2 separate regions of the Mus musculus genome follow, and region 2 is linked to region 1. A link is a loop called in an ENCODE intact Hi-C map of the cell type or tissue named here. Cell type or tissue: heart. All regions are shown on one strand. Links, peaks and the distances in the headings refer to the core of each region. The heading gives the core; the rest is flanking DNA. Region 1 has its middle 22 kb from the start of Gm4577. Region 2 overlaps Mucl3 (mucin like 3).

Region 1 (15,129 bases), core at 4,244-12,243:
TCTCAGGTTTGCCTGACTGCAGTGTGGTCTCCAAGGGTGTTGAGCGTGAGGTTAAACATGGGAACCTCATGCTGTCATGAGGGTGTCCTCGGCCGTGTGCACCCTGGAGACTTTGATCCCTTGGGAGGCAGGATGATCCTTGATGTCCTGTGTGTGAAGGATGAACTTCATTTAGAGACTGAACTCAGCACTGGGAACTTCTCAACGTTCGTCCTAAAGTACAGTTTGTTTGCTGGTTTTTTGTTTGTTTGTTTGTTTGTTTGTTTTTTTAAAGGGAAAGCATGAGCCAGAGAGATGGCTCAGGCAGTGAAGGGGCTTGCCACCAAGCCGTATGGCCTGAGTTCAATCCCTGGGAACTACATGGTGGGAAGAAAGCGCTAACTCCCAAAAGTTATCTTCTGACCCTCACCACACACTGTGGAATGTGTGCAAAAGCATGAATAACATAAATGAGAGTTAGCTGTTTGGGGCTGGCGAGATGGCTCAGCAGGTAAGAGCACTGACTGCTCTTGGGAAGGTCCTGAGTTCAATTCCCAGCACCCACATGGTGGCTCACAACCACTCATAATGAGACCTGATGCCCTCTTCTGGTGTGTCTGAGGACAGCTACAGTGTACTTACGTATAATAATAAATAAAATCTTTAAAAAAAAATAGTTGTTTATAACATAAAGTAAAAAAGGCAAAAGGAGCTCTGGGAAATAAATAATTAATGCTGGGAATTGGAGCCTTCCAAACAGTGGGAGGTCAAACAAACAAAAGTGTGAGGTCCTGGTACAGAAAAAAGTCAATGGTAGGGCACACCTGTGATCCCACCACTGAGGTGGCAGAGGCAGGAAAGCTTCCTGGGTCAAAGGTCATCCTGGCTTGTATGGTGAGTTCCAGACCAGCATGGGTCACATAGTGAGTTGCTGTTTAAAAAACAACATCAAAAGCCAAACCACAGTCGGACAAGGTAGCGTACACCTATTTTCTAGCTCTTGGGAGATAGAGGCAGGAGGATTGGGAATTCAAGGTCGTCGTCAGCTATGGTACAGCCTTCTGTATATAAGATCATGTCTTAAAACAAAAATCATAGCACCAGTTGTGATGGCATACAGCTTTAATCCCAGCACTCGGGAGGCAGAAGGAGGTGGATCTCTGAGTTCGAGGCCAGCCTGGTTTACAGATCGAGTTCCAGGACAGCCAGGGCTTCACAAAGAAACCTTGTCTTAGAAAAGCAAAACAAATAATCTCAATAAAATAAGCAAATAAATGGATTAACCCTAGTTATTAGGTCAGAACCTGAGTGATATAGTCACCACCCCCACCCCCAAAGGCTCCACTCCCTGCTATCCCGTTTCCTGCTATGCTGGGGACCAAACCCGTGAGCTCATTAGAACATGCCTGATTCAGACCACAACAGTGGACAAACATCTTCCCTCCTACCCCGCAATTGACAAATGTTTCCTATGGCCAGCATTCATAGTTTCAAGTTACAAGGCGACAGTCTGAGCAACAGCTGTGGGTCACAGACCTGAGGTGTCTATGAGAATTGCCAAAAGGGGTTGACAGACTGAATAGAGAGGCTGGGTCAGGTGGGCTCCCGGCCATCAGACACCCCAGATAGGGCTGCTCAGGGGACAGAGATGGGTCCTTGGCCTGGGTGCTGCTGTCCTTGAATTTTAACCTTGAAGGATAAGGAGGACATTAGAGTCCCTGCTCAGCTGAGAGGGACAAGAAATCACAAAGAAGGCCCTGGGGCACTCAGTTTCCAACTGCACAGCAAGATGGGAGCGTGTGGCTTCAGCATCGATTTTCCACTTCTTTGGTTTTTGTTTTTAAGATTTATTTATTTTATGTGTGAGTGCTCTATCTGCATGTCCACCTGCATGCCAGAAGAGGGCATTAGATCCCCGCATAGAGGGTTGTGAGCCACCAAGTGGTTGTTGGGAATTGAACTCAGGACCTCTGGCAGAGCAGTCAATTCTCTTAACTGCTGAGCCATCTCTCCAGTCCCCACTTCCTATCTTTTTAAGGCACGGTCCCTACAGGCATAACCACATACCAGTATCCCAGGGACCCTTCTCTAAGACTGCCATCCACCCCTCCCCCAGTCCTGAGGCCCAGCTCCTTCAGAGATGGATCCTGTCCAGGTCCTGCTGACAGCTCCGAGAGGCCCTCTCGCTAGCTCGCTCTCTGCCTCTCTGCAGCACCCCCAAATTCTCTACATTCCAGGGAGGGAGTTATCTCAGTCTCCAGCTGCTTGTGAGGAATGAGCAACACACATTTCCACACTCCGCATATTAAAGAGATGGGGAAGGCGCCAGAGACCGATGTCAGCATCTCGCTGGGAGAAGAGGGAGGCGAGATGGGAGGCCACTGCCAGCCCCCAGGGACTGGGAACGCCAGCCTTCTCCAGGCAGGGCTTGGCAGCCACCCCCGCCACGGCTGCCCCTCACACCTTTCTTCTTTTTTCCCTCACTGCGTTGCCTCCCCTCCTCCTCCCCCTCCTCGACACCACCGTCTCTCACACCTTTCTTTTTTTCCTCTCTGCGACCCACCCCACTCCTGCGTGAGTCCTCCCACCGCTACTAGTTTTCTGTCTTCTGCTCTGTTTCACCTTCACATTCTTTCTTATCACTCTTTTTTTTTTTTTCCTTCCCTCTTGGGTCCACATTGGCTGTACTGGGCACCCAACAACAACAACAAAAATTGCTTTGTGGGGCTGGAGACATGCCTATACTGCTCTGCCAGAGGACCCGAGTGCAGTGCCCGGGACCTTCACCTCCCCCCAGGCTCCCCAGAGCAGCTCACAATGGGTTCAGCTCTAGATTTTGGGGTCTGCGGCTCTCTTTTGGACCCTGAGAGCACAAACGTACACTTACTCACTCAGCCACACATATACATGACTAATGTTTTCTAAGGCTGCCCTTAGGCCAAGTGCTATGGTGCATGTTTGTATTATCTTGGGAAACTGAGGCAGGAGGATTATTTGAGACCAGGAATTCAAGGTCAGGCTGAGGAAACTACTAAGACTCTGTATCAAAAAAGAAAGACAGTACAAAGGCTCGGAGCCTGGAGCAGAACTGATAGAGCTCTTGCTTAGCCTAAGGCCCTGAGTTTGGTCCCCTGTCACCGAAAAAACATTTTTTTATGTCCTAGTCAAGCATGGTGGCCCATATCCATAATCATAGCACTTGAGGAGTAGAGTCAGGAAGATTAACAGTTCAGGGTCATCCTGAGCTACATAGCTAACCTGGGCTACCTACATGAGACTTTGTTCAGACAAAAATAACAAAAATGTCCTCAAGACATTCCACAGTGCACCTTCAGTTCAGAGCTGAGGTCACTCCCATAGGGCTACCGCCACAGCACCACCAGTGGCAGCAGTTTTCTGACCATAAGACACAGACTTGTGGGAGGCCGAGTGAGTGAAGGTAATTTACGCTTTTCTTTTCTTTACCTGACCTCACTTACAAACGAAGAAAAAGGACTTTGGACTCCCTTGGCCTAGGAGGCCAGAGTTCAGAAGGCTTCTGTGGGATAGAGCCTGGAATGTCTGGTGAGGATCATGTGATAGGAGGTATGCAGAGAGCCCAGGGCCTTTGAGGGAAGCCAAGAGGAAGAGTCCTTGTTCTGGGAAGCCATGGAGCTGTCCCTACTTCCGCAGCTCACAGCCCAGCAAGCCCTCAGGGGAGGCTCCCTACGGAGCAGAGTGGGAGGTAGGGAGTACCTGGACAAGCCGTGGCTGGCCAGGCATGGACTCCCGAGTCCACAAATAGCCTCACGTAGACAAGTAGTGGAGTCCGTGCCACCAGGAGACCTCGGGATTTTGGCAGTGAGAACATTCGAGCTCTGGATGGCTTGTCCTGGGGCAGAACTCCTGAGGCTGATGTGGACCACACAAGCTGAGGGCTGGTGGAGTGCAAAGATGACTGTCTGGCTTAGTGGAGCTTGGGGATCCTGGAAGGGGACACAGCCAGGAACTAACACCTGTTTCATGCAACCGTGGTGTTCCTTCAGTCTTTCATTTTGGGATCATATCTCATTATGTAACCCATGAGGGTTGGGGGAGGTTGGAGCTCACAGCAATCCTCCTGCCTCAGCTCCTGAGTTTTGGGACTTCAGGCATGAGCCACACTCCCTGGCTTCATGCAACCCTTTTGCAAAGGTACCAGTTTGGCAGAATGATTGGCACCTAAGAGTCTGTGAACAGTTTCTCCTACACGCTGTTCTGTATCCCATGTTTTTTTTTTTTTTTTTTAATCAGCCAGCACTCAGGAGGCAGAGCCAGAAGGATTACCATGAGGTCAAGGCCTGCCTGGACTAGATATCGGGACTCTGTATCAAAAAATAAAACAGAAAACAATACCAAGGAAGATATCAAGCACAAAGGTGAACTGTCCTGATTCCCTTTGCTTCCCAGAAACAGGAACGTTTCTCTGAAACAGGAAATCAAATTCCTCTGCTGAGCATGCTGGGATTGGAGAGGGATAGCAAGAAGGTGGTGGAGGGGAAATTTTAAAATATTCCTCACCAGCTACAACCGAAAGGATTTGGAGCTAGGCGCCAGCGCCACATCCCTCAGGCCTTTGACAGCTCTTGGCCACTTACTCTTGAAAACACCGGGGTTGGAGAAGTGGCCCAGCAGCTAAGAGCACAGGCTGCTCTTCCGAAGGACCTGAGTTCAGTTCCCAACACCCATGTGACAGACAGCTCACAACCATCCGCAGCTCCAGTTCCAGGAGATCGGATGCCCTTTTCTGACCGCTGGTGTGGAACTCACGGGGATTCCCCCTGCCTCTACCCACTGAGTCCTGAGATTGAAGGCATGAGCCACCCCACCTAAGCAGGTTTTGATAAATTTTCTTATTCCTACTGGGGCTGCTTCAGAGTTAGCCAGACCTGTAATAATTTCGCTCAAACTCAGAACTCAAAAGCAGCCTGGGATTCTAAATCAGTTTGGGACCCGTACAGTGAGTTTGGGATCTTGTCAAACAACAATAAACTAACCGAAGGATTCTCCATCCGAAATAATTTTCCTTTCGAGGAAGGAGACCTCTAAAGCCCACTCCGCAGTGACACACTTCCTCCAGCAAGGCCACCTCCTAACAATGCCACTCCCTATGCGGCCCCCCATATTCAAACTGCAACAGCAGGTGTCCATGGAATTGAGAAGAGGTGTTAGAAACCCTGGAGCAGCTGGGTGGCAGTGGCACACGTCTTTAATCCCAGCACCTGGGAGGCGGAGGCGGAGGCGGAGGCGGAGGCGGAGGCGGAGGCGGAGGCGGAGGCGGAGGCGGAGGCGGAGGCGGAGGCGGAGGCGGAGGCGGAGGCAGAGGCAGAGGCAGGTGGATTTCTGAGTTTGAGGCCAGCCTGGTCTACAGAGTGAGTTCCAGGACAGTCAGGACTACACAGAGAATCCCTGTCTCGAAAAAAACAAAAACAAAAACAAGAAACCCTGGAGCTGGAGTTACAAGCAGTTGTGAGCCCCCTGATGTGGGTTCTAGGAACCAAGCTTAGGACCTCTGCAGAGTAGTGAGTGCTCTTGGTCACAGAGCCATCTTCCCATCTCTCTCATCCTTTAGATGAAAAGGAGACTATCCGGGCTGGAGGGGTGGCGCAGAGGGTTCATGTGCACCTGTTGCCCTTGCAGAGGACCTGGGTTCGGTTCTCAGTACCCACATGTGGTTCACACCCATCAGTAACTCCTGGTGCAGAGTATTCAGCACCCTCTTCTGACTTCCCTGGGCACCAGGCACACATGAAAAAGAGATGCTGGGTGAGAGACATTAGCTCCACACAGGGATCCTGGGTGTTCTTGATCCTCAGGTGTCCAGGTCACAGCCACGCTATTGCATCGACTGTGAATGCCTGGCAGAACGTGAGCTGTGACTCCTCGCCCTGGCTTGCTGAGGAGACCCAGCAAGGGGGTGTCTTCTGTTGGCATTCTGTCTAAACCCCACCCCCACAGTTACCTGGCAACAGTGGTCTGGCCCACATAAACGGGGCTGCTTGCCCCCTCCTCCCTCTCTTACCCCTGCTTCTCTCTCTTGCCCCCTTGCTCCTCCTCTCTTCCCACCCATTCCCTTGCCCCCACTCTCCACCTGTTCATGGCCAGCCTCTACTTCCCTACTCTCTTCCTCTTTCTGCCTCTGCTACCCTCCTAACTCTCCTCCCCACACCCTGACAAAACTCTATTCTATACTATACCATCGTGTGGCTGGTCCCTCAGGGGGAAGGGATGCCTTGACATGGGCCCGCTGAGACACCCCCTCCCCCCACACCTCCCCACATCCCCCTTAGAACATAACTTAATATTTCTTTATCTTTTTATAATCACAACACCTTCTGTGTCCTCCATCCTGCCACTGACTCAGCTGTCTCCCCTTTGCAAAAGCCGCAAGGTGAGCATTCACCTGCTGACTGCCATCCAGGCTCTCGGCCCCCCTCACAGACGCCGCAGGGTATCCAGCACCTCAGCTCCTCTATCCTCTCCCAACTTAGACCCCATCCCTACACATCGACAGTCTGGTAGCACCGGCATTGAACATGGTCCTTTTCTAGAAAAACGAAGCATCCTCAGAGCCATTCAGGTCCCATAATCCTGAAATACTTATGGTATTACTGGATGGTGTTCCAACACCATCTTTGCTGCTCTGAGCAGTGCTTTGCTAGAGGCACAGTGTGTATGGCATTGCAAGACACTCTTTATGCCATTCAAACAAAAGCTGGGCTAGGCCCTCGGGTGCTTGTCACCTTAGGCTTAGGCTGCCTCTTCAGCCCTCACTCCATTTTCTGCCCTTATGTCCTCCGCTCGCCTGTGCTGGGTGGGCAGGTCAGCCTGACAGGCCCTGAGCCACACTGCTGAAGCTCCACCCTGGCCTCTATAACACCTGGCAGAAGTAAGGAGAATTTGCCAGTGGTCCTCAACCTTTTTTTGTGTGTGTGGGGTGGGAGAGGAAAGATTGAAGTGTTTGAGACAGGGTTTCTCTGTGTAACCTTGGCTGTCCTGGATCTTGCTTTGTAGATCAGGCTGTCTTCAGAGGTCACTTGCTTCTGCCTCCCAAGTGCTGGTATTAAAGGCATGCGCCACCATAGTCTGGCTGGCCTTGAACCTCTTAATGCCACTGATGGTACCTTCTGGAGAGTGGTGGAATTCATCTAGAAGCAGGGGCTCATGGGTCAGCACCCGCACCCGTCTCATCCCTCTGCTGGGTCTCCAACCCCTGTACTGTGACCCTGACAGCAAAGGAGAAGTCCCAATGGCATTTGAAAAGTGAGAGCCCTTACTGCTCTTCCCCAGCACATTGTCAAGGGTTGTTGTGTTACATAACTAGAGGCACGTGTAACTCAGAAGTGCGACAGATCCAAGCTGCTGCAGAAGACTGGGTTGAATAGGTCAGTTAGGAAAGCTGAATCATGACTTTGCACTCACAGAAAAGCCATTTGCAGTGCACACAGACGCGCGCGTGCCCTCTAGGTGTGAAGTGTGGAAAGGGCGTCCCCTGGTGGCCTCCTTCTGAACTGCAAGCCCCGCCCAGCGCAGCCATGCAATCTGAGATCTCCTGAAGGACTGGATTTTTTTCCCTTCAGCGCCAACTTTCACTCCTGGCATTCTCTGTCCTGAGCTGACACCCAGTTCCAGGAAGAACTGGCCTCTGGAACAAACTTGCACAGGCGGCCCAGGAGACAGTCTGGCTATGCAGCTTGTCTAAAGTAACTTTGAGACGACTTCACAGGGCTCCATTCCGCTGCATGCCCAAATCCCCGCCCTGCAAAAGGTGCCAGGACCGCAGGGTTACTGTGCCTGTCCCTGGCACGGGGCCTCATTCTCAGTACAGTAGCTGCCCTTTATCTAAAGCTTTAGTCTTCACATTTTCAAACGCTCCTGTGTCAGCCACGCCACAAAATATGGAGTGGAGAATTCCAGAAACAAACAGTCATAGTTCTAAATGCCTCCTATAGGGGATACCGTTATAATTGTCCTATGATTAGCTGTTGTTAATTTCTTATTGTACCTAGTTTATCAATTAAGCAACAGATGATGGCATGTGCCTGGAATCCTAAAACTTGAGAGATAGAGGCAGAAGGAATTCAAGGTAACCCTATCTTTACAAAAATAAAATAAAAATAAAAAAGCTAGAGGCTGCAGAGATGGTTCAGCAGTTAAAGGCACACAGGCACGTACATACTGCTCTTGCAGAGGACAGGATTTTGCTTCCCAGAACCCATTGAGCAGCCCATAAGCTTTAAGTGGCCTGACACTCCTGGCCTCCTCCTGATATATCAGGCAAACATGAAGCATCCACACAGGCTGTTACTGTCTGGCTTTAGACACATTCCCTGTGACAACCTAAAGACATAAAGCTTTCATCTGAAAAGCAATAAGAGAGAGTTTATTCTGGAGACTTTATGGCTGACTGTGGCCCAGGAACACAAATTTATGTTACTCCCAAATTCCCTGTTCCAACATTTTTATAGTTTTACAGAACAGAGAGCTAGGTCTCAAACCCAGGACAAACTGCTGAGGTGCCTACTGAGCATATCAAAGCAGACCTGGCTGGCAGGTTCTCCCAGAATCTCTTGGTTCCTACCTGTTACAGGGTATGGCTGGCATATCCTGCCCCCTACCCTAAATTACTCCAACCCAGGGGCTGGCCTGCCCTTCCTATATAATTCAGCCATTTTGGTTACCTGACTTTTTTGCCTACCCTCTTGCCTCTCCCCTCTCCTCACATGGCCTGGCTCAGGGTGCCATGCTCACACTGGCTCTCCCAGACGTCCCTGCCTCTAGCTAAGTGGCCCCTTTTATCTACACACACAGGAACAGCCATGTTCTTCCTTTTCTCTTTTCTTTGTTTTTTTTTTTTCCATTCACAAAGTCATAAATCAAGATAAGCTGAAAACACATCGGTAGGCACACAGCGAGGCAGTCACATGGAGACTTTCTAGGCCAAGATGCTATCTGATGCAAGATGCTATCTGATGACATCTTAGCTCTGGGATTGGTGGAAGCTAGTGTTCCGCTGAGCTAGTAGCTTCCAAGCGGTTTTTATTTATTATCATGGGGATAACTAACGTTCAGATACAGCGGGGGGAGGGGGGGCAAGGAATGGCTGTTCTAGAAGGTAAAACTAACCCAGATAAAGTAATTAGCCTCTGAACCTACAACAGTCCAATCTCTGCACATCACTGAAACCCCAACCTGTCCTTCAGTCTCTGGAGACACAGAAACTCCTTCCAGGAGCCCTTTTGTCCACAGCCAGACATGGCTTCTTTTCAGGAATGTTTGCTCACACTTGGGGATCTTAGAATCTGTTTCCTGTGGCTAAGACAAACCTGCTGCATATTGCAAAGGAGGGCCCACTGCCTCTGCAGCATCCTGTTTGGAGCACCTGTCCTGCGCCGCTGAGAAGGGTGTGTCAGAAGAGGCATCCAGAGGGGGCAGCTCTTGGGCTCGGCCTCTGCTGGAAGCAACCATTGACGAAATCAAGGAGGATTTGCAACATTGGACAATGTACTCACTGGGCTTTTAGAACTCCGCTACACCCTGGGCACCCTGGTTTTGAGGGAGGAGAGGTCCCGAGCACACATGAGAGCCAGGGACTCTCGGGGACTAAATGTTGGCACAACCCTGGAGATCACAGCTCCTCAAATGCATTCTCCAGGTTGGGAGGAGGGTGACATACTTTCCTTGGTTCTCAGTTTCCGCTACCCTACCGGGCCTTCCACTTGAGCCTGGAGAGATTTGCATGTGATTGGAGGTTGTTAAGGTGCTTAAAGCCACAGTAATTAACACCCATGCAGAGATAGATGCCCTGCTACTGAGCCAGAGAAGTTAGTCCTGCAGCTTCTAAGACATGGCAGTGAGAAGCCCCCTATTAAAGAAAAATACTTAGTCAGGCAGTGACGGCACACACCTTTAACCCCAAATAGGGAGGCAGAGGCAGGTGGATGTCTAAGTTCCAGGTTGGCCTGATCTACAGAGTTCCAGGCAGCCAGGGCTACACAGAGAAACTATGCCTTTTTTTTTTTTTTTGGTTTTTCGAGACAGGGTTTTTCGAGACTCTGTTCTGGAACTTTGTAGACCAGGCTGGCCTCGAACTCAGAAATCTGTCTGCCTCTGCCTCCCAAGTGCTGGGACTAAAGGTGTATGCCACCACGCCTGGCGAAACTATGTCTTGTAAACAAAAGAAGAAGAAGGAGGAGGGAGAGAAGGAAGAGGAGGAGCAGGAGGAGCAGGAGGAAACAGTTTAAAACCCTATGTTGGGGCCAGGTTCATACCTTTAATACCCCATCCTTAAGGGGCCTCTGTGAGTCTGAAGCCAGCTGGGTTACAGAGAGTTCCAGGATAGACAGAGATACATAGTGAGGCCCTGTCTCAAAAAAAAAAAAAAAAAAAAAAAGAGAGAAAAATGGGAGCAGGGGGTGCTATAGAGATGGGCCAGTAGCTAAAGCATTGCCTGCTCTTCCAGAGAACCTAGATTCCATTCCTAGCACCCATGTGGCACTTGATAGCTGTCTAAAACGCTAGTTCTAGGGTATTCTGGCTTCCTTCCAAAGGCAATGAATACATATGATGCATAGACATACATGCAAGCAAAAACAACCATACATGCATGATAGAAATAAATGAATCCCTTCCCTTTCTCCCTCTTGCTTCAGCCCCACTCGCTCTGGCCCATAAGTTTTTTATTTGTTGTGGATGGTTGTGAGCCACCATGTGGCTGCTGGTGTTCTTGACCACTGAACCATCTCACCAGCCCTAAATAAATCTTTTTTTAAAAAGCAAGCAAAAGACAGCCAAGTTGGGGGCCGGTAAATGGCTCAGTAAGTGAAAGTGCTTGCAGCAAAAGCCTAGCACCCTGAGTTCAAGTCCCAGCAACATCCGAACTAAGCATGGTGATGAATTCACGTCATCCCAGCACCAGGGAAGTAGAAACAGGAGGATCAGAAGTTCAGGATCATTGTACTGGCTAGTTTTGTGTCAACTTGACACAGCTGGAGTTATCACAGAGAAAGGAGCTTCAGTTGAGAAAATGCCTCCATGAGATCCAACTGTAAGGCATTTTCTCAACTAGTGATCAAGGGGGAAAGGCCCCTTGTGGGTGGGACCATCTCTGGGCTGGTAGTCTTGGGTTCTATAAGAGAGCAGGCTGAGCAAGCCAGAGGAAGCAAGCCAGTAAAGAACATCCCTCCATGGCCTCTGCATCAGCTCCTGCTTCCTAACCTGTTTGAGTTCCAGTCCTGACTTCCTTGGTGGTAAACAGCAGTATGGAAGTGTAAGCTGAATAAACCCTTTCCTCCCCAACTTGCTTCTTGGTCATGATGTTTGTGCAGGAATAGAAACCCTGACTAAGACAGTCATCTCAGGCTACAAGATGATTTGAAGACCAGCCTAGGGTATATGAGACCTTATCTCAAAATAAATAAGTAAAGTACATCAGAAGCTGGGATTTGCCTCTCCCTGTCTCTCTTTCACTATCTTCAGGAAAAAAAAGGGGGGGGGGGCTGGTGAGATGGCTCAGTGGGTAAGAGCACCTGACTGCTCTTCCAAAGGTTCAGAGTTCAAATCCCAGCAACCAGATGGTGGCTCACAACCATCCATAACAAGATCTGATTCCCTCTTCTGGATTGTCTGAAGACAGCTACAGTGTACTTACATATAATAAATAAATGAATCTTTAAAAAAAAAAGAAAAAAATTACAAATAACTCCTTGCCTGGGACACTGGCCTGGGGGAGCCTATGAGTTTCCATGGGGAATTCCGCTGCATCTGGGCTTCACTTCCCTGGCTCTGTGGGTCATTCCCAAGGGTCATCCCAGGCCAGGAGTCCCAGTTGCCGTACAAAACCTCCTGGGCACCTACCTACCTCTGGGGCCAGCAACTGCAGTCAGGAGACAGGAAGGAGAGAGGAGAAGAAGGAGTGCAGAGATGGAAAGAGCATCTAAAAATCAGTATTGCAATGTAGGCAGAAAATAGTGGCTAAGAAAACCGCCCACAGAATGTGAAGGCCAGAGGCAGATGCAGCCTTGGAGACAAAAGAACGGTTCCCCATAGACAGTCACCAAACCCAGACACTATTGTGGATGCCAAGAAATGTATGCTGACAGGAGCCTGATATAGCTGTCTCCTGAGAGGCTCTGCCAGACCCTGACAAATACAGAGGTGGATACTCACAGCCAAACATTGGACTGAGCACAGGGTCCCCAATGGAGGAGTTAGAAAAAGAATTGAAGGAGCTGAAGGGGTTTGCAACCCCATAGAAGGAACAACAATATGAACCAACCAGACGCCCCCCTCCCCCAGAGCTCCCAGGAACTAAACCACCAACCAAGGAGTACACATGAAGGGACCCATGGCTCCAGCCGCATATATAGCAGAGGATAGCCTTGTCAGACATCAATGGGAGGAGAGGCCCTTGGTCCTGCAATGGCTCGATGCCCCAGTGTAGGGGAATTCGAGGATGGGGAGGCAGGATTGGGTGGGTGGGGGAACACTCTCATAGAAGCAGGGGGAGAGGGGATGGGATAGTGGGTTTGGGGGAGGTAACTGGGAAAGGGGACAACATTTGAAATGCAAGTAAAGAAAATATCCAATTAAAAAAAATTAAAAGGAAAGAAAAGAAAAGAGAAAAGGAAAGGAAGGGAAAGAAAGGAAAAGAAAAGAGAATGACTCAAAAGATGCTAGTCACTTGGAAAGATAACAAGGGTATTATGTTTATTTCAAAGCAAGTGATTCTGGAATCAAACAAAACAAAAGAAAACAAAACAAACAAAGAACACCAGTACAGCTGGACCTGGTGATGTACACCCTTAAACCCAGAGACAACCAAAAATCAAAACAACAAACCTGAAACCACAGTGGAACAGAAAGAAAGAGCATTCAACAAACAGCTTAGGTGGCTTAGGCACCCGAGGCACTGAGCAGAGTCAAGCAGTGCTTGCTCTGTAAGTGTAGTGAGGTCCCTCAGCTCTGGGCTGTCAGCTCATAGAGGCACTTACCCTTAAGCCAGATGAGCCTCTGCCCAGGGTCCATTCAGAGGAAATCAAGAACCAAGGTCCTCTGACCTCCAAGACACAGCAGTGCTCCTGAAAGTTGTCCTCTGATCTCCAAGACACAGGGGTGCCCTGGCCACTTCCCCAATGAATGAATGAATGAATGGAAAGAATTACTAGTTCTATTGTTGAGTGACTTGAGGTCCTGTTTTGAAACAGTATCTCACGAAGTGCAGGCGGTCCTCAGACTCAAAGGTCCTTATGGGTCTCCGCTTTCCAAGGGCTGGGATCTCAGGCATGTACCTCCACACCCAACTCTGGAATTGGCGAGTCTTGTGTCGAGTTTGGGGCAAGTCTTGATGGGAAACACCCTTGCAAGTGCTTTCTGTGAATGGTTGGATGGGCCCCTCCTGCATGCCTAGCTGCCTCTCAGATGTCAGCCATCATCACTCCCTTTGCGGCAGCCCGCCCAGCTGCTTAAAGACTCCACAGATACCTGGAGGAAACTTAACTGCAACTATGCCTAGTGTTTCCATGTCTCACTGGAGCGAAGCTCAGAGCCAGGGAGCAGCCCTACTGAATGATGTCTGTGTACCAGCCCTCCTGTTGCAGGATATTTGATCACACTGTGAACCCTGAGATTGTGAACTGGAAAAAAAAAAACGCTTGTTGTGATGTGGCTCAGCCCTAGACCTTTACCACAGAGCTTTCTGTAAACACGAGCTAAACAAAGTCAGCCATGGATCAAGAGGCAGAGAAGCAACCAGCTGACAGGGAGTGAACATAAGATGACCCAGGAAAGAGAAACAGCAGTCTCTTTGAGTTGAAGGGTATTTAAGACAGACAGCATGGAGAGGGAGCTTTTCCTTCTGGGACATCAGTGACGGAGGAAGGTCAGCTGGGTGCTTTCTCTGCCTCTCTGAGCCAGCAGGCTTTCCCCAGAGCATCTGGCTCCTGAGTCTTCATTTGGTACATGTGTATACACACACACACACACACACACACACACACACACACACACACGCACACACAGAGAGAGAGAGAGAGAGACAGAGAGAGACAGAGACAGACAGACAGACAGATATAAAAAGTGGATTGGAAAATAAAAATTTGCCTTCAGTCTCAGACTTGACTGGGGTCACCCTACAATGTTGTCTAACTGTCCTTTTTCTTTTTAATCCCGACTCCCGCACTGGAGAACCTGTTGACTGACTGAGTGGGCTTGGTCACACACACACATACACACACACACACACACACACACACACACACACACACTCACAGAGTTAGTTAGTTCAGGTCTCATCACCAGAGGCCAATAGGAGACAATCATAAAATGAAGACACAGAGTACCACAGAACAGTTGCCCCAGAGAGATTCCCCAGGCTGCCTGAATGAGCCAGTGGTCCCAGCCAGATGGCTTCACCTGAGTATGGGAGGGGCACAGGCCAGCCACTAGCCATTCAGAAGGCTCCCAGACGAGTGTGGGAAACCCTCCTTACTGTGGATGTGCAAAGTGATCAGAGAGGAAGAAAGGCTTAATTTTTTTCTCCTTGCTTTAGGTTTTTTATGTGCACGAGCGTTTGCCTGCCCCAACCTATGGGCACCGTGTGCGTGCCTGGTGTGTAGGCCACTGGAACTGGATTGTGAGTGGCTAGGAACCACCACACGGGGGCTGGAAACTGAACTGGGTCCTCTACAGGAGCAACAAGTGCTCTTAACTGCTGGGGCAGCCGTCTCTGTCTCTCTAGCTCTTTTTCTTTTGGAGACAAGGTATCATGCTGTAGGCCGAGCTTCTTTGACTGCATGGTACTCGTGGCATTCCTCCGCCTCGGTTCCCAAGTGCTTGAGCCGCCATACCTGACTTTGCATTTTCTAGTCTTACTTTTCTATCACTTTGCAGTTTGATCCTAGAGAAGAGGTTCCTTCCCTAGGGTTGGGGGTTGGGTCTGTTTTATGGAAGACTGAGGCAGCAAGAGGAACCAGGATGTATGAGAGAAGACAAAGGCCTCTTCTGGCCTCTGGGACCACTGCATGAGAGTAGTGCCCAGACATACATACCACAGAGCACCCATATGCATGACATAAAATAGATAAAGAGAGGGAAAATGAAGGGCCAAGGGGAAGGGCTGAAGCCCCCCACACC
Region 2 (15,129 bases), core at 4,694-12,693, 92 kb before region 1:
TGTAAGCAATGTGAGACCAGAGACTACGGTGTCCATTGCTGGTTCCTGGGCAGTGATACACCATTGCCCTGACTAGATAAAAGGATGGCTCTTTGTGGAGAAAACTGGAGCTTGTCCCAACGTCTCCCGCCTCCTCAGAAGCAGCCAGACCATCCGAGTTTAGATAAAAATCACTCACCACTTCCTAAAAGCAGGATCTGCAAAAGCAGCCAGCACCAGAGGCTGCTTCTCCTCTGCATCTTCCTCTGCCTCCCTGTGACTGGCAGGCAAAGACACCTGGATCCCAAAATGTGGCCAAGTTCTAGAGAGTTCTTGAGAAAGAGGAGGTAAAGATGGGCTCCCAAGAGCTCCGTTCTTCTAAGGGCTTTGCGCCTGGGAAGGAGGCGGTCAGATGCCTGAGATGTTAAGTGTCCTCCGCACTGGGCTGTCACCTTGTTCTCATCACTGAAGTGTGGCTGATACCTTTATAGGTTCCTGTGGGCTAGGGAGAGGCTGGGCTCTTGTCTTGACAGACTGCCAAGTGTGAGCATGTAAGGAAACAGTACTGAGTCTGGGAAGGCAACGGCCTAGGGGTCAAGGGGATGGTACTTAGGCAAAGAATGGCATGATCACACTGCGCTGGGTTGAAACAGGAAGAGAAAAAGGAAAGAGGATCAAGATTGTCAGAGGCAAAGGATCCGCCCCTGAGGCAGGGATGGGGTCAGAAACCTGTTCTAGCTCATTTGTTTCCTGGTCAAGAAATTCTGTGGTTTGACGTTAGCAGAGAAAAAGTCCTAAGGATCTCAGCTGAAGGGCAGGACCCTATGTCACCGAAGCAAATGAAAACATAAGATTTGAAAGGGAGCCATGGGTAGGGAACGGGGCGCCTAGATAGTAGGCATGTGGTACACTCATTGGCTCACACTGAATCAACCGAGGAAGAGAGAAGACCCAGGTTCAGCCGAGCCATCTTTGTGTTCTGTCTTTGTCCGTTTTCTGTTGTTATCACAAAGGACTCATCTTAGTTTGATCTCTGTTGCTGTGACAAAACAGTCTGACCAAAAGCAATTTAGGGAGAGAAAGATTGATTGATTGATTGATTGATTGATTGATTGATTGTAAGCCTGGTAGGCTTACACTTCCAGGTCACAGCCTACCACTGAGGGAAGTCAGAAAAGAGATACAAGGAGGAGCTTGAGGCAGAAACCATGAAACAGAAACAGAAAGGCTGTGTTTTCTCTCTCACTCTTTAGCTCCCTTGCTGGCTCATGTTCAGCTAGCTTCCATATACAGTGAAAGACCATCTACATAGGGATAGTGCTGCCCACAGTGGCTGGACCCTTCTGTATCAACAATCAAGATATCCTACAGGTATACCTTTAGGCCAATATACTCCAGGTAATTCCTCCATCCAGACTTCTCTCAGATGATGCTAGGCTGTGTCAAGTTGACAATTACTATTAATTGGGGCAATGGCTGAAACTGGAGGCTTAAAAACAAAAAAGTTGCTTTAGCTCATATTTTAGGAGTCTTAAAAACCAAGATCAGACAGCCCCCAATGCTTGGCTCTGGTGAAAGCTATTCATTGGAACATGATGGTCGATGTCATGGTGGGTGATGTCATGGTGGGTGATGTCATGGTGGATGATGTCATGGTGGATGATGTCATGGTGGGTGATGTCATGGTGGATGATGTCATGGTGGATGATGTCATGGCAGAAGCTCTTGTGAGTGGAATGAATCACATAGTTGAGATAATGAAGAAAGGGTTTTTAGGAATATACTAGGTTCTCTGATCCTTCCCTGTTCTCTCCAGACCGAGAAAGCCCCAATCATGAAGAAAGCATCAACCCTCCTCGAAGTGCCAGTCACCTCCCCCTAGACCTCTTGACTCTCAACCATGGATGTGCCCCTCCATTGGAGATTTCCCACCTAGGACCCTCCTCACCTTTCCCAACAAGGCATTTTTCCATAGTATACACCATGGTAAGTCACAGGCTCTGCTTTCGGCATCTGAGTTTAATGGAAGACAAACAGTCTGAATCCTCTATGAGCATTGAGTTTGGTCTGGACACTTGGATGTTGCCAGCTCAGAGCACACATGGTCAGCTAAATGAGTGTGAGTGGACAGATCCAAATGAGCAGAGGGTTTTGGGGGACATGGGGAAGGGATACCACATGCCAGGATGACAGATGCCACTGGTTAGTCAGCCTGTGAGAGGGGAGAAACTCAAGCAAGAGGAAACGTTTCTGCCTGTCAGTATGCAGGTGAGTGGACATTTTTCATGAATAAGACCTGTTGTGAGAAAGCTGGCAGGTATCTGGAGATGTGAAACAGATTGGAACAAATGGGTCTGAGACAGGAAGGGACGTGGCGCGCTGCATAAGACTCAGAGGTGAGTACCAGTGTGGCCATGATGGGCCTCTCCTGAAACTAAGACAAGAGGCTCCAGTCTTCCAGCAGCCCTTGTTCTAAAACTGGTAGCTCTCTAAGAAACAGACCTTGCCAGCCCAATCCAGACTCAGCCGGAAGTGGGGATCTTGGATGCAAATTCAGAGTTTTGATTTGGCTACTTTGCAAAAGTCGTACTGTGTGTACTGATCAGAATCTAAATGTAACTAATCTCTCTACTCGTCCTCAAAGCAGGAAGCTCGGAGCACTTTATTAATTCCCATGACTCATCTTTCAGGTCACGCACTAATGCCATAAGCACTTTCATTCTGTCTTCTGTGGTCTGGGAATTTGCTTTCTGAGATGGGGGTTTGCTGTGTAGCCCAGGTTGGCCTCAAACTACAGACCCCGATCCCCTCTTTAGTCTCCCCAGTGCTAGACATAGATACACCATTAGATCCAACAATTGCTTTTCCTTTTGTGTCTGTGTAGTGCTTGGGATGGAACCCTGAGCCTTCTGCACACCAGACAGACCTCCCACCACCACAGAGCTACCTGGCTTTAATTTTACTTTATTCTTTTTCCTTCATGAGAGGCAACATTACTGGCTTATGTGCCATCAGCTGAACATTGTCACACAGCTGAACATTGTCATACAGCTGAACATTGTCATACAGAAGAGAAACTGAGGAAAACAATTTGGTCAATCTAACTGGGTGTGATAGCACATGCCTGGAATACCAGGACTCGGGAGGGGGAAGCAGAGAATATGGGGTTCAAAACCAGCCTCAGATACACAGTAAGTTCAAAGTCAATCTAGGCTACCTGAAACCCTGTCTCAATAAACACATCTAACCCCCACCCCTCAAAAAAACAAAACAAAACAAAACAAAAAACCCTAAAGCTGACCCTAAAGCTGCCCATGGATGTTTGTGGGCAGCTATGAAGCCATGACATACACATTTAAACCCATTTGCTTCTACAGTTAATGGTTTTTTTAAATTAAATTTTATTTATTATATGTAAGTACACTAGCTGTCCTCAGACACCAGAAGAGGGAATCAGGTCTTGTTACAGATGGTTGTGAGCCACCATGTGGTTGCTGGGATTTGAACTCAGGACCTCCAGAAGAGCAGTCAGTGCTCTTAACCACTGAGCCATCTCTCCAGCCCCCAGTTAATGTTTCTAACAGTGAAAGTCTTTATGGACCCGAGCCAGCTTGATTTTGTTTGTTTCCTCCTTGGCTCTCTCTCCTGTTGTCTTTCTACACTTAAGATATCTGACACTGTGTGGATTTCCCTGAGTATATCGACGGTAAACGTTCTCTGAAAGCCGAGCTGAAGGAATGGCCTTCCTCAGAGAGCACACACATGTTTTCCCTAACACACACAGGCATGGCCATTGGAGGATTCTTTAAAAGATAGCCTTAGAGATTCACAGAGATTCGCAGAGATCTCCCGGCTTCTGCCTCGTGAGTGATGTGAGTAAAGGCATGAACCACCACACCTGGTCCCATCTTCTCCTCTTAAAAACAAAAACAAAAACAAAAACAAAAAACAAAAAAAAACAAAAAAACAATTTTATGTCATGCATGGTGGTATGCCTCTTTAATCCCAGCACTCAGGAAGCAGAGATAGGAGGATATCAGTGAGTTCAAAGCCAACCTCGCCTAAAAATCAAGTTCCAGGACAGCCAGGATTACAAAGAGAGACCCTGTATCAAAGAACAACACTTATTGGTGTGGGGTGGTGCAGAAAAGGGTACTGGATCCCTGGGGCTGGGTTGCCTCTGTGGGTACTGGGTATTGAATTCATGTCTCTGGGAGAACAACAAATGCTTTTAACCAAGCTGAGTCTGTTGCTTTTATTTTTTATTTTTAAAACACCCTTTGTAGGACTTGAAGAGATGACTTAGAAATTAAGAACACTATCTGTCCTTCCAAAGGACCCGGGTTAGGATCCTAACATCCACAAGATGGCTCACAGACAATTACGACTCCAGTTGCAGGGGATCCAGGATCCTCGTCTGGATCCTGGGGTACTTCACTCATGTGGTGTATTTGCAGGCAAGACACACATATAAAATCAAAGTAAATACCGCGTTTCTGCATTACCATGCATGGTAAGTGGGCATGCATGGGAACAGGAACTTTACTGGTGCTACAGAGTATGGAGAGCACGCTGGGGTGGGGGTGGGGCGTGTGGAAGGCTTTGATCCCAGCCCAAGTCATCTAAGGACCAGGCATGGCTTATACCTTTAATCCTAGCACTTGGGAGGCAGACCCAGGTAGATCTTTGTGAGTTTAAGATCAGCCTTGCCTGTGTAGTGAGTTCCAGACCAGACAGTGCTACATGTGAGACCCTTTTTCAAAGAAATCAATAGCAATAAATAAACAAATTCCAAGTCTTTTATGTAAGATTTCTCGACTCTAGGAGGCTGAGCCTCCAGTGTCATGGGACTAGGGTCTTGCGAGTGACCTTCAGTGTGTGACGCTAGCTGAAAGTTATATTAAATACTGTTGAATGTACTGTTTGTTTTTACAGGCATGTGTTTCTTACCCTTCCCTGTACCATACCAAGAGACAGGCAATTTTACTTGTATTTCCTCCTAGGAGGGATGAATTTCATTTTAGTTTATATTTGCAGGGCAGGTTCTAGATTTGAGTGAGGACCCACTCCTAGACAGGCCACCTGGACTGGTCCACGAAGCTTAAAATAACTTAAGCTCAAATTCTATGGGTTTCTTTTTGCTTCCTTGTTCTTCTTTAATGTTTTATGTCAATCCAGGTTTGTTTGTTTATCTAGGGTCACTTTACATTGCCCTCAAATTCCTGTCCCTCCAGCTACAGCCCCTGGGTGCTAGCTTTATAGGTGTGTGTCACCATGGCTGGCTCAGTCTCCTTTTACCTTGGGCACTGTTGGCTCTCCTGCCAACTCCACATTCCCTGGAGACCTACCAGCCATCTCTTCTCCTTCAGGATATTTTCAGAGAGGACCCCCCACTCCATTACATAGTATTGTTTCATTCTGTTGCTATGACAAAACACCCTGACCAAAAGCAACTTAGCAGAGGAAAGAGTTTATTCAGTGTACAGCTCCAGGTTACAGCCAATCATGGAGGGAAGTCGAGGCAGGAACGGGAAGGTAGGCCTACATGAGACTGTGTGGTTTTGAAGGCAACTGAGTCTATGTCGCAGTCTAGAGGTACACCTACCTGAACCACAGCCCTGTTCACTCTAGAGCATTCAAGATTTACGAAGATATATTGCAGCTCAGCGGGCAAACGTGCCAGCTGCTGAGCCTGAGGACTGGCATTTAATCCCCAAGACTGGAATGGTATAAGGAAATAATGTTAATTCTCCAAGTTTTCCTCCGACCTCCGTGTCCGAGCCATGGCGCATGCATCCCACCTCCTGCAGTCAGTAAATGCATGTAATAAAAACTTATAAAAAATTAATTTTGCTGGGCAGTGGTGGCACACGACTTTAATCCCAGCACTTGGGAGGAAGAGGCAGGTGGATTTCTGAGTTTGAGGCCAGTCGTCTAGTCTACAGAGTGAGTTCCAGGACAGCCAGGGCTACACAGAGAAACCCTGTCTCAAAAAAAAATTATATAAATGTCACCAAAAATCTATTTGGATACTAAAATGATGCTTTTTCTCTTTTTCCACATATTCTCACTTACTGTGCAAAAACTCAGTCCTATAACACACATAGCAACTGAAACTAGAGAACTGTGGGACAGGGGTGAAATATCCGGCTGGTCTGACCCTGTTTGTGGGGTGTATGTCTGATGGCTATTCCCAGTTGTCTATATCTGGAGTGAACAGCAATCCAGAAATGGAGGGCACACCTGTGATCCAGATCTTGAGGCTGAAAGACAACAGGCTTTTGATCCTGATCTTGAGCCACAGTGGCCATGAAAAACTTAGGCTCGGGCATGCCTTTAATCCCAGGAGACATAGGCAAGCAGATCTCTGAGTTCAAGGCCAGCCTGGGACAGAGCAAGTTCTAAGTAAGGAATAGTTTAGGTCCCAGAGTGGTGGTACACACCTTTAATCTGGGCCACACCTTCTGCTGGAGACCTAAGAACAATGGAAGAAGGAAGATTCTCTTCTTTGCCTGCTTGCATTTACTTGCCAGCACATCTGTCGGAACCTTTGTCTTCAGGATTCCAGCTTGTAGAAGACAGCTGAAACACCTAGCCTCGTGGGACTGAGCAACTACTAGATTCTTGGGTTTCCCATTTACAGCTGCCCATTGCTGGGTTAGCTGGATTGCAGCCTGTAAATCATTCCAACAGATTCCCTTAATCTATATAGAGAGATCCCATATGTTCTGTGACTCTAGGGAACCCTGACTAAATACACTGTGTGTATTGATACTGGCCCTATTATAAGGGAAATCATCCGGTCTTTGAGAAAGGTATTCAGTTAGTGGAAGGACTGTCTGGTCCTTCTCATCTGAGGACTATGTTGGGGATGCTGTGTCCAGGATAGAGGTGTTTGGAGCTGTTGAGGTTATTCATGGAGTCTCTTTCAGAAGCCATGATAGGTAACAGAAGCAGTGGTGGCTCTATCAGGTGCTCTAGTTTCTGTGGAGGACACTGCCATTGTCCAGGGTCTCTAGTAAAAGCTTTAGTAGCCTCAGAACCTGAACTGGAGCAGAGATGCTGCAGAGGAAGACTTGCCAGTATTCAGAGTGGTGGGGACACTAACTAGGGTTCTTTCAGAGACAGTGGTGGCCTCAGGAAGTGTGCCGGAGACCCTCATTGGCACAGACATTGCGGTGGAGGATATGATACAGATGGAAGCTGTTGAAGCTGCTATGGTCTCACATCGTGTAGTGGAAGCCTGGTGGGCGTGTACCAAGGTGATTCTGGAGGGTGTGGAAGGCAAGGAGACACCAGACACCATGGCAGTGAACGAGGTGATCACGAGTGGTTTTACAAAGGCCCTGTAGATTCAGTTTCAATGGGCAGTTTCAGAGCTTTAGGGCAGGAGGAATCCCTAGTGGGATGGGAGGATTGACTAGTGTTGGCATTCTGTCTAAACTCCACCCCACAGTTACCTGGCAACAGCCAGGTAGGCCTGACCCACTATAAAAGGTGCTGCTTGCTCCCTCCTCCCCCCTTGCACTTCCCTTCTTGCTCCCACTCTGTCCCCTCCCCCCTCCCCCCTTTCTCCACATGCTCATGGCTGGTCTTCTTTACTTTCTCTCATTCTCTCTCTCTCTCTCTCTCTCTCTCTCTCTCTCTCTCTCTCTCTCTTTCTCTGCCTCTACTAACTACCCTCTTAACTCCCCTCTCCACGCCCTGAATAAACTCTATTCTATACTCTACCATCGTTGTGTGGCTGATCCCTCAGGGGGAAGGGAGGCCTTGGCAAGGACCTACTGAAATACCCCCTTCCCCCATACTTAACTATACCTCCATGGAACAGATCTCCCTTCTCTTTATCCTTTTATAAACACATCAACTGGTATCCGTGGAAACACAGCCCTGAGAATAGGTAGTTTTATGCATTTGGCTTGGCTGTGGGAGAGAAATCCAGGCTGCCCCATCTGTGATGGAGGCAGAAACTGACCTAGCAGATCTTATGCAGGGAGAATGGAGCCCAGCTCTGCTCTGAAAAGGAAGTCCAGGATCCACCCACCAGGTGGAGCCTCAGGAGAAGGAAAAGCTGCAGCTTGCTAACCAGCCCAGGCTCTGGGACCTGCCCTCTGGGTTGTGAGCACTCCAGGTTCCTGCTGTGACCTCCAGGAGGCACAGGGACACAGGCATGCAGAAAGCAAGTGCATTCCCTGCAGAGCTGCTCATCAGTTAGCTATGCTTCAAGTGGGCCCAGCCCTGAGCTCATTAAAGGACTTCCCTGTGGGTTTCAGGGTAATAATTAGCAAAGAGAGACAAGATGGTTAGACTCTAGAGGAAAGGTTGCTGTTATTATTACCTACTACTATTATTGTCGTGGTCTAGTTGGAGGAATTCAGGGTCAGGAGTGGGCTAAGGGCTTTAGCATCCATCCTAGGGTACTCCCTGTACATAGCTATGCTGAGTCACACCGACCTGAACAACTGAAAATCACACACCTTCTTTTCTCCCAGAAGTCCCAACCTAGCATGGACGTCACGAGGGGTCTAAGTCTGGGGTCCCTCCGGCCCCTGAGATACTTCATCTCTGAAGCCCAGCTCCATCCTGCCCTCAGCAGAGCCTGTCACCTGATGGGACATCCAGAGAGTCCTTCTGGCCCGAAGCAACCCAGACAGTTTGAGATCATCCATGACAGGGCAGGGACTACTGAGGAGAGAGAAAAAGTAGAAATGATGGCCTCGTGACCCTGCTGCCTGGTTAAGGCTGGAGTCTGGCCGGAAGGCCTGTGACGCACTGGAATGCCTTCTCAGGCACCTTTCTCCAGGGTCAGTGGACATCAAGTCTCTGTGGATGATGGGTGAGGTTCTGTGGGACTCATGGTTTTGGTATCTTAACAGAGAGACATGGCTGCTTATAAATATTGATTTCATTATCCAGGTTATTTACTCTGCACAGCACTTCCTGTGATGACTCTTGTGGAAGTCTTCTAGCGTTCCTGCATTTGTGTCCCAGGCGAGAACATTGCCCTATGTGTGTGTGTGTGTGTGTGTGTTTTTTTTTTCTGTGTGTATGTCAACACACTATATATAATGGATGTTTAATAATGCGGTGTATGGGGCTGGAGAGATGGCCCAACAGTTAATAGCATGCACTGCTCTTCAGAGACCTAAGTTTGGGTTCCAACACTGGGTAGCTCAGGACCAATTGTAACTCTGGCATCAGAAGAATCTGTCACCCTCTACTGGCCTCTGAGGGTAATTGCATATGTGCAGGCGGGCAAGGACACACACACACACACACACACACACACACACACACACACACACACACACACACACACAGAGCTTTCTTATCAAGTCCGAATTCCCCACCCTCCTCATTTTGGCCCCATGCAAATAAATCCACAGTGAACTGACCTGAGCTTTTGCCTAAACCCAGAAACCTTTTAGAAAGAATAGAATTTCTGTCTCCGCTCTCTCTGGCCCTTCAAAGAACTCCTTAGTCCTGTCCTCCAACCTTTTCTGTCCAAGGTTACCCATAAAACCACAGAGCCAGGGACCTGAGTTAGTTCTCTGAGAATCCACACAGTCCACACTTTAGAAATACATCATGCTTTATTACAGAAGCCCAGCAGAGGGCGCCTGTCCTCTATCCACTTCCTCCCCGCTCCTCGTCTTGCGCACCAGGTAAAGAAACGGGTTAAATTGGAAAGAAAATCTTCCAAGCACACATAGATGAACCGCCTGTGAGAAGGAAAGTCAGAACATGGTGGAGAGCGAGGAGAGGGGATGTGGGCTGAGTGACGACGGTGACTCCCGCAAGTTGAAGCCAGCACGCGCTTTCGGTAAAGATGGAGAAATGCCAAGTGCTGAGAAGATGCACCACCGGGGAAGGCTGGGGATGAGGCTTAGTGGATGAGACTGCAGGCAAACATAAACCCCCGTGTGTACCCACCCACGGACAGAAAACCCACCACAGACATCCAGAAAAACCAAGAGACTCACGAGGAAAAGGGAAGAGCTATGCGTGGGGTGGAGGAATTTGTAACCTTTTGCAGGGTAGGGGTTCTCTCCCTCTCTCTCTCTCTCTCTCTCTCTCTCTCTCTCTCTCTCTCTCTCTCTCTCTCTCTCTCTCTCTCTCTCTCCAGGCAGAAGAGAGAGTAGAGAAGAAAATAGTTCAATCTTCCTTTATTTTGGGGCCCTTTTTAAAAACTAAAAACAATTTAAACATATCTGGTATCTCAAGAATTCAGAAGTGTGTGCATCTTAGGTAGGGGTGGACATAATTACTATAAATCAGTTTTTAAACCTGAGCACCTGTCTTCACTCCTCCTGGGACCCAGGGTCCTACTAGTCTTTGGAATGTGGAGGTGCTGATGCCTCACCAAGCCACGCCCTTTCCTGTACTGGTCCCGCCCCTGCTGTCCATCAATGCTATTCTTACATCACTTTCTATGGAGAGTACTTGAGTTATTCTTTCTTCTCTCTCCTCCAAATGTTCGTCTGTTGCCCTTACCGCCTTGTTCCTCAGCTAGTCAGTTAGGAGCATGGCCGATGGGGGCTACAGCTTTTGTCTGTTAGTTTTTGCTGCCCTTTCTGAGTTCATGAATTCGGAATCTAATGCATCTTCCAGGAAAGGGGCTAAGCCTGGAAGGTCTGGGGATGCAGGTCTCGCGGTCATGGTGGGGAAGGGATCTGGTTTAGATTCAAATTCTGCTGCTCCATCAGGTAAACTGGGTAGGAATTGCGGCTCCCTTTGTCTTCAGGCTGGGGCTCGGGCTCCTCTGAGTTCTGGGTCAGTACATGGCGTGCTCGTGATGCACAGGAGACCTGAGGTGACAGACAGAGGAGTAAGACCATTGCCAGCAGTCCAATTCCCTCAACCACCCTCAGGGCTTTTCTCCGTAATTCTGTGCCATTGTCCTTCTCCTTCCCCGAGATTCTATCCAAGCTTTGGTCCATATTCCAAACCTGGGTCAAATACAGAGTCCTAGATTTCACCTACAACCCACTTCTGCCCTGGTCCCCTTGTCTTGGTATCCCCGCCTTCACTCCCAAAACTATTACCAAATCCCCAGATTTCTCTCTCAGACCCATATTCCACTGCAGCTCATTATTCTCTCTAACTTCTAATCATTCGTCAATCCCCATCTCTTGTGTCTCCCTGCCGCCCCCCCACCCCCAGTCCCACTGCCCTTACCAAAAGGATCAGGCCAATGAAAACCAGCAGGATAATCACAGCCATAAGGATCACAATAACTATAGCCCACACAGGGAATGAATTATTCTCCCCTGTTTCCCCAGCAGCATGGAGGCCTCCAGGCAAGCTGTGGGTGCTCTGCTGGGGGTAGTGAGCTTCTGAAGTGCTGAGTCCCAGGTTCGTTCTGGATGTCAAAGAGCCAACTGTCCCTTGGTGCATGGTCTCCGTTTTATGGACATGAGAAGGGACAGTAGATGACTTGTCTTCTGTGGCTTTGGCTGGTTGTGTGGTCTCCAAGAATACTGGTGTTCTCTCAGAGGTTCTTGTGGCTCTTACAGTCTTAGTGGCTACTATGGTTTTCCTCTGGAATACGGTGGGACTCGCTGTGGGTTTTGTAGCTTTCTCGGTAGATGGTGTGGACTTTGCTGAGACCGGTATCGTATTTTCACTGGCCGATGTGGTATGATGTTTTATGGGAAGCACCTGGGCTTGCGAGCTACTCTCACTAGCTGGGCTGGTCTTTCCTTCATACTTGGTGAATGTTGATTGGGTTCTTGTGATCTCGCTAGCTGATGTGGCCTCTTTAATGTGTTCTGTAGTTATCTGGACAGACTTGTCTGAGGCAAACGGAATTGTGTGATGTTCAGGTCCTGATGTTGTTAGGGTCTTTAGGGTGTTGTATGAGGTCCTTGGGGTTTCTGTGGCATACACTGGGGAAGAACTTTGTCTAATGAGCTCTGAGACATGGAAAGTTGTGGGCTTCTGTGAGGTGGTCCTTAAGCTGGCACTGGCCCCCATGGGACTCGCTCTCATACCTGATTTCGTCGTTAAGCTGGTTCGCCTTGTTGAAGGCATACAGCTTGTGTTTCTCCTGGGTGCTGAGGTCAAACGTTTTCCATCTGACCCGTTCTCTGAGGTAGTGGATCTGGGGTCGTCAGCCGAGCGCTCATTCCTGGCCATTAGGTGTTTTCCTTGACTGCTGAGATCCTTCTCTGAAGCCGGAGGCATTTCATGACGGACAGTGGTGTTTCCATAGTCTGCGGCTTTGGCGTTGTCTAGAGGTGTGTGCACTGGTTTGACAAGGCGAGTGGTGTTGCACTGGTTTTTGGCCTTCTGGGTTGCTGTAGCCTCAGGGAGGTCTGGAGGATGTTGCCTTGAGGTTTTTTGGTCAGAAGAGGCTCTATGAGTAAGACCCTGAGTAAGAGGGAGTAAGTGATCGAATTTTGGAGGTTCGCCAGTCTTTTGAAGTTCTTGAAATGTGTTAGCACCTGTGGAGAGAGAGAGAGAGAGAGAGAGAGAGAGAGAGAGAGAGAGAGAGAGAGAGAGATAAGGAACTTCCCTAATTTCTTGCCTGCCTCTGTACTAGGCATCCCTGGATGCACAGCTGTCGCCTCAGGAAGGCTCATTAGAATATCACACTGCTCAACCCCATCCTCCCCTTTAGATGCCGAACTTTTGCTTGAACTGTACTTTCAGCGGGGAAAAATGTATACCCCTCTCCTTTCCACGTGCATTCCTCAGATTTCCTCTCAGCGTTCTGGCATCTTTCCTGGTTCTAAGACGAGAAGACCTAGTGTCATCTCTCATTGGTCGTTACAATCTCCTGTGGGCAGTACTTAGACTACTACGGTCCTCCCATTGGCTGATGCACTGTCAATCAAAACCATCTTTACGCTCACCTTCCAATCACCTTTCAGCTGCTTGTGTGCCTGTTACTAGTGACTTCTTCCCCCCAACCCCCACTCCCGCCCCTTATCCAACTAGAAGTTTTTCAGAGCCGGGGTTGACTGGTATTCTGTTGTTGGACGTTCCTTTAGGGTTTATAAATTCATAGACTAGAACTCCCTTTGCTTGGAAGAACTGAGAGGAGTTAAATTCATATCAGAGCCGTTTGTCTTTCTGTAATATCCCGGGTCTGACCCAAACATGACGTGATGTGAGAAACAGAGACAAACTCCTAGCAGAACTCAAGCAGAGAGGTTGTGAGAAGAGGAGAAGACAGAAGATGGTTAGGGAGAAAGACGGAAACTTCCATCCTGGTGGGTGACAGAGTTTGGTCTGAGTGGAGGGAGGTGAATACAGTAGTTCAGCCTGTGTTGTCTACCCCATTGGGTCCCCTTCTTTGTAGATATGTCTGGGAATAGATGACGGTGATTTCTTTTGACGGAAAAGGGTCTCTCCTTGCCAGGTCCTGACGGTGGTGAGCCAGGCAGCTGGATTGTGGGAGGGGTTCTGTTTAGGGACAGGGTGTGAAGGAAAACACCCTTATCAGTGGACAGATACGGGCCTTAATTCAGTGAAAGAAAAAAAAACAAAACAAAACACCTAGATAGGAACAGAGGATGTGTTTCCGAATCTGGCCTGAAGAATGAGAACTGGGAGGTTGCCAGGAAGTAGACTTGTAACTGAAACTGTCAACACTGTCAGCTCAAGGTGGCACCTAGAATCTGGACCCATTCCTAGTGGTGGGAAACTGAGATCCACCCACCTTTCCACTGATGAGAACAGGGCTGGGTATTCAGGCCTAGAGAGAACCATGGGAAGATCTGACAAGGGCTTGAGGAGAATAGAGAAGCCGGTGCCCCAGAGGGAAACTGAGTTTTCAGCTGCCAGGGGCAAGGCTCCCTGTCACTCCATTCTCCTCTTCCCTTGACAGAAGTTTCCTCTCAGTTGTTGGGAGCACCATTGTCCAGGTGCCGGAGTAGATCTAGACTGCCCCCAAAGGGGTTAAATGCTTAATCCCCAACTTGGCACCGTGATGGAACCTTCAGTGGGTGGAAGTTGGGTTACTGGAGCATACCCTTGAAGGGACCATTAGGAGGCCAGCTCCTTTCTCTGCCTTTTTCTTGATCAATCAATCGGTGACTGGCTTTGCCCGCCCATACATTCCTATCTGAATGGGCTGCACCAGGGCTAACAGTCATGGATACACTCATCAAAAACTATGACCTCAAACAAAACTTTCATCTTCAGAATTCGATAATCACAGGTACTTGGTTACAGTTACAGAAAGCTAATGCAGTAAGTCAAGCACTTGAATTCTTTCTTTCTTTCTTTCTTTCTTTCTTTCTTTCTTTCTTTCTTTCTTTCTTTTTCGAGACAGGATTTCTCTGTATAGCCCTGGCTGTCCTGGAACTCACTTTGTAGACCAGGCTGGCCTCGAACTCAGAAATCTACCTGCTTCTGCCTCCCGAGTGCTGGGATTAAAGGCGTGTGATTTCTTCCTAGAGACATTCTTTCATGATTGGGCTTCCACACCTCACCAGGCTCTTAGAAGCTGTGAGTCTCCTGCATTTTTCCATCGATGAAACTAGAACCTTGCAGAAAAAGTGGCCAGCCCTTAGCAATAGCACTGGTAACTCTCGCTGAGTATTTCCTGAAAGCCTCATCTATTTGTCTCAAGAACCTCTTGAGGGTGAGAATTATTTTCTGTTCTCCCAACTTTTAGACCCAAGGAAACAAGGTTCAGAGTGGTTAAGTAATCTCAGGGACACCCAGCAAGGGAGAGGGGGTGTCAGAGCATATCAAGTCAAATCAAGATTCAAGGCCAGCCTGGTCTCTTGAGGAGGGGGAAGGGCCCTCAAGCAGCTCTTGTGACCCAGTTTGACATAGAAATCCCAAAAGGGAAGAGAAAAACCACAGAAGTAGGGCTGTCTAAAGCTATGAGGACGGTCTAGAGACATAGCTCAGTAGTTAAGAGCACTGACTGCTCTTCCAGAGGTCCTGAATTCAATTCCCAGCAACCACATGGTGGCTCACAACCATCCTTAATGAGACCTGACTCCCTCTTCTGGTGTGACTGAAGACAGCGACAGGACAGTGAACTCACATACATACAATAAATAAATCAGTCTTTTAAAAGAGAGAGAGAGAGAGAAAGAGAGAGAGAGAGAGAGAGAGAGAGAAGAAAAAAGACTTTAGAATGCACACTGCCTTCCACTATGTACATTAAGGAAAAAAGGAAAAGAGAAA

The links. A loop is a pair of places that touch in the nucleus more often than their neighbours do. Peaks named below come from ENCODE experiments on the same cell type or tissue, not always from the same donor. Only the 100,000 strongest peaks of a DNase experiment are listed, where the experiment ranks them.
Region 2: it touches region 1 in a loop (7-fold over the local background); 27 of 42 quality-filtered maps call a loop at or near these places.

Annotation. Positions count from the first base shown.
Region 1 is chr17:35,718,294-35,733,422 of GRCm38, forward strand. No RefSeq gene overlaps it. Among named protein-coding and RNA genes, the nearest start is that of Gm4577, 22 kb to the left of the region's middle. RefSeq lists an enhancer at 1,560-3,492. In heart, for the core only: a CTCF peak has its summit at 7,502 (motif pointing left); a DNase peak (open chromatin) is centred at 7,488; H3K4me3 peaks cover 533 bases; H3K27ac peaks cover 3,229 bases; H3K27me3 peaks cover 648 bases.
Region 2 is chr17:35,626,199-35,641,327 of GRCm38, forward strand. It overlaps Mucl3 (mucin like 3), which reads right to left. Exons shown (of 3, transcript NM_001033366.3): 2 at 11,158-12,425; 3 at 9,557-10,787. The coding sequence ends at 10,635. Gm9573 (predicted gene 9573) reads right to left here and starts at 439. Exons shown (of 3, transcript NM_001244654.1): 1 at 179-439. The coding sequence starts at 239. In heart, for the core only: CTCF peaks have their summits at 8,022 (motif pointing right) and 9,593 (motif pointing right); DNase peaks (open chromatin) are centred at 9,733 and 10,404; H3K4me3 peaks cover 869 bases; H3K27ac peaks cover 743 bases; H3K27me3 peaks cover 1,553 bases.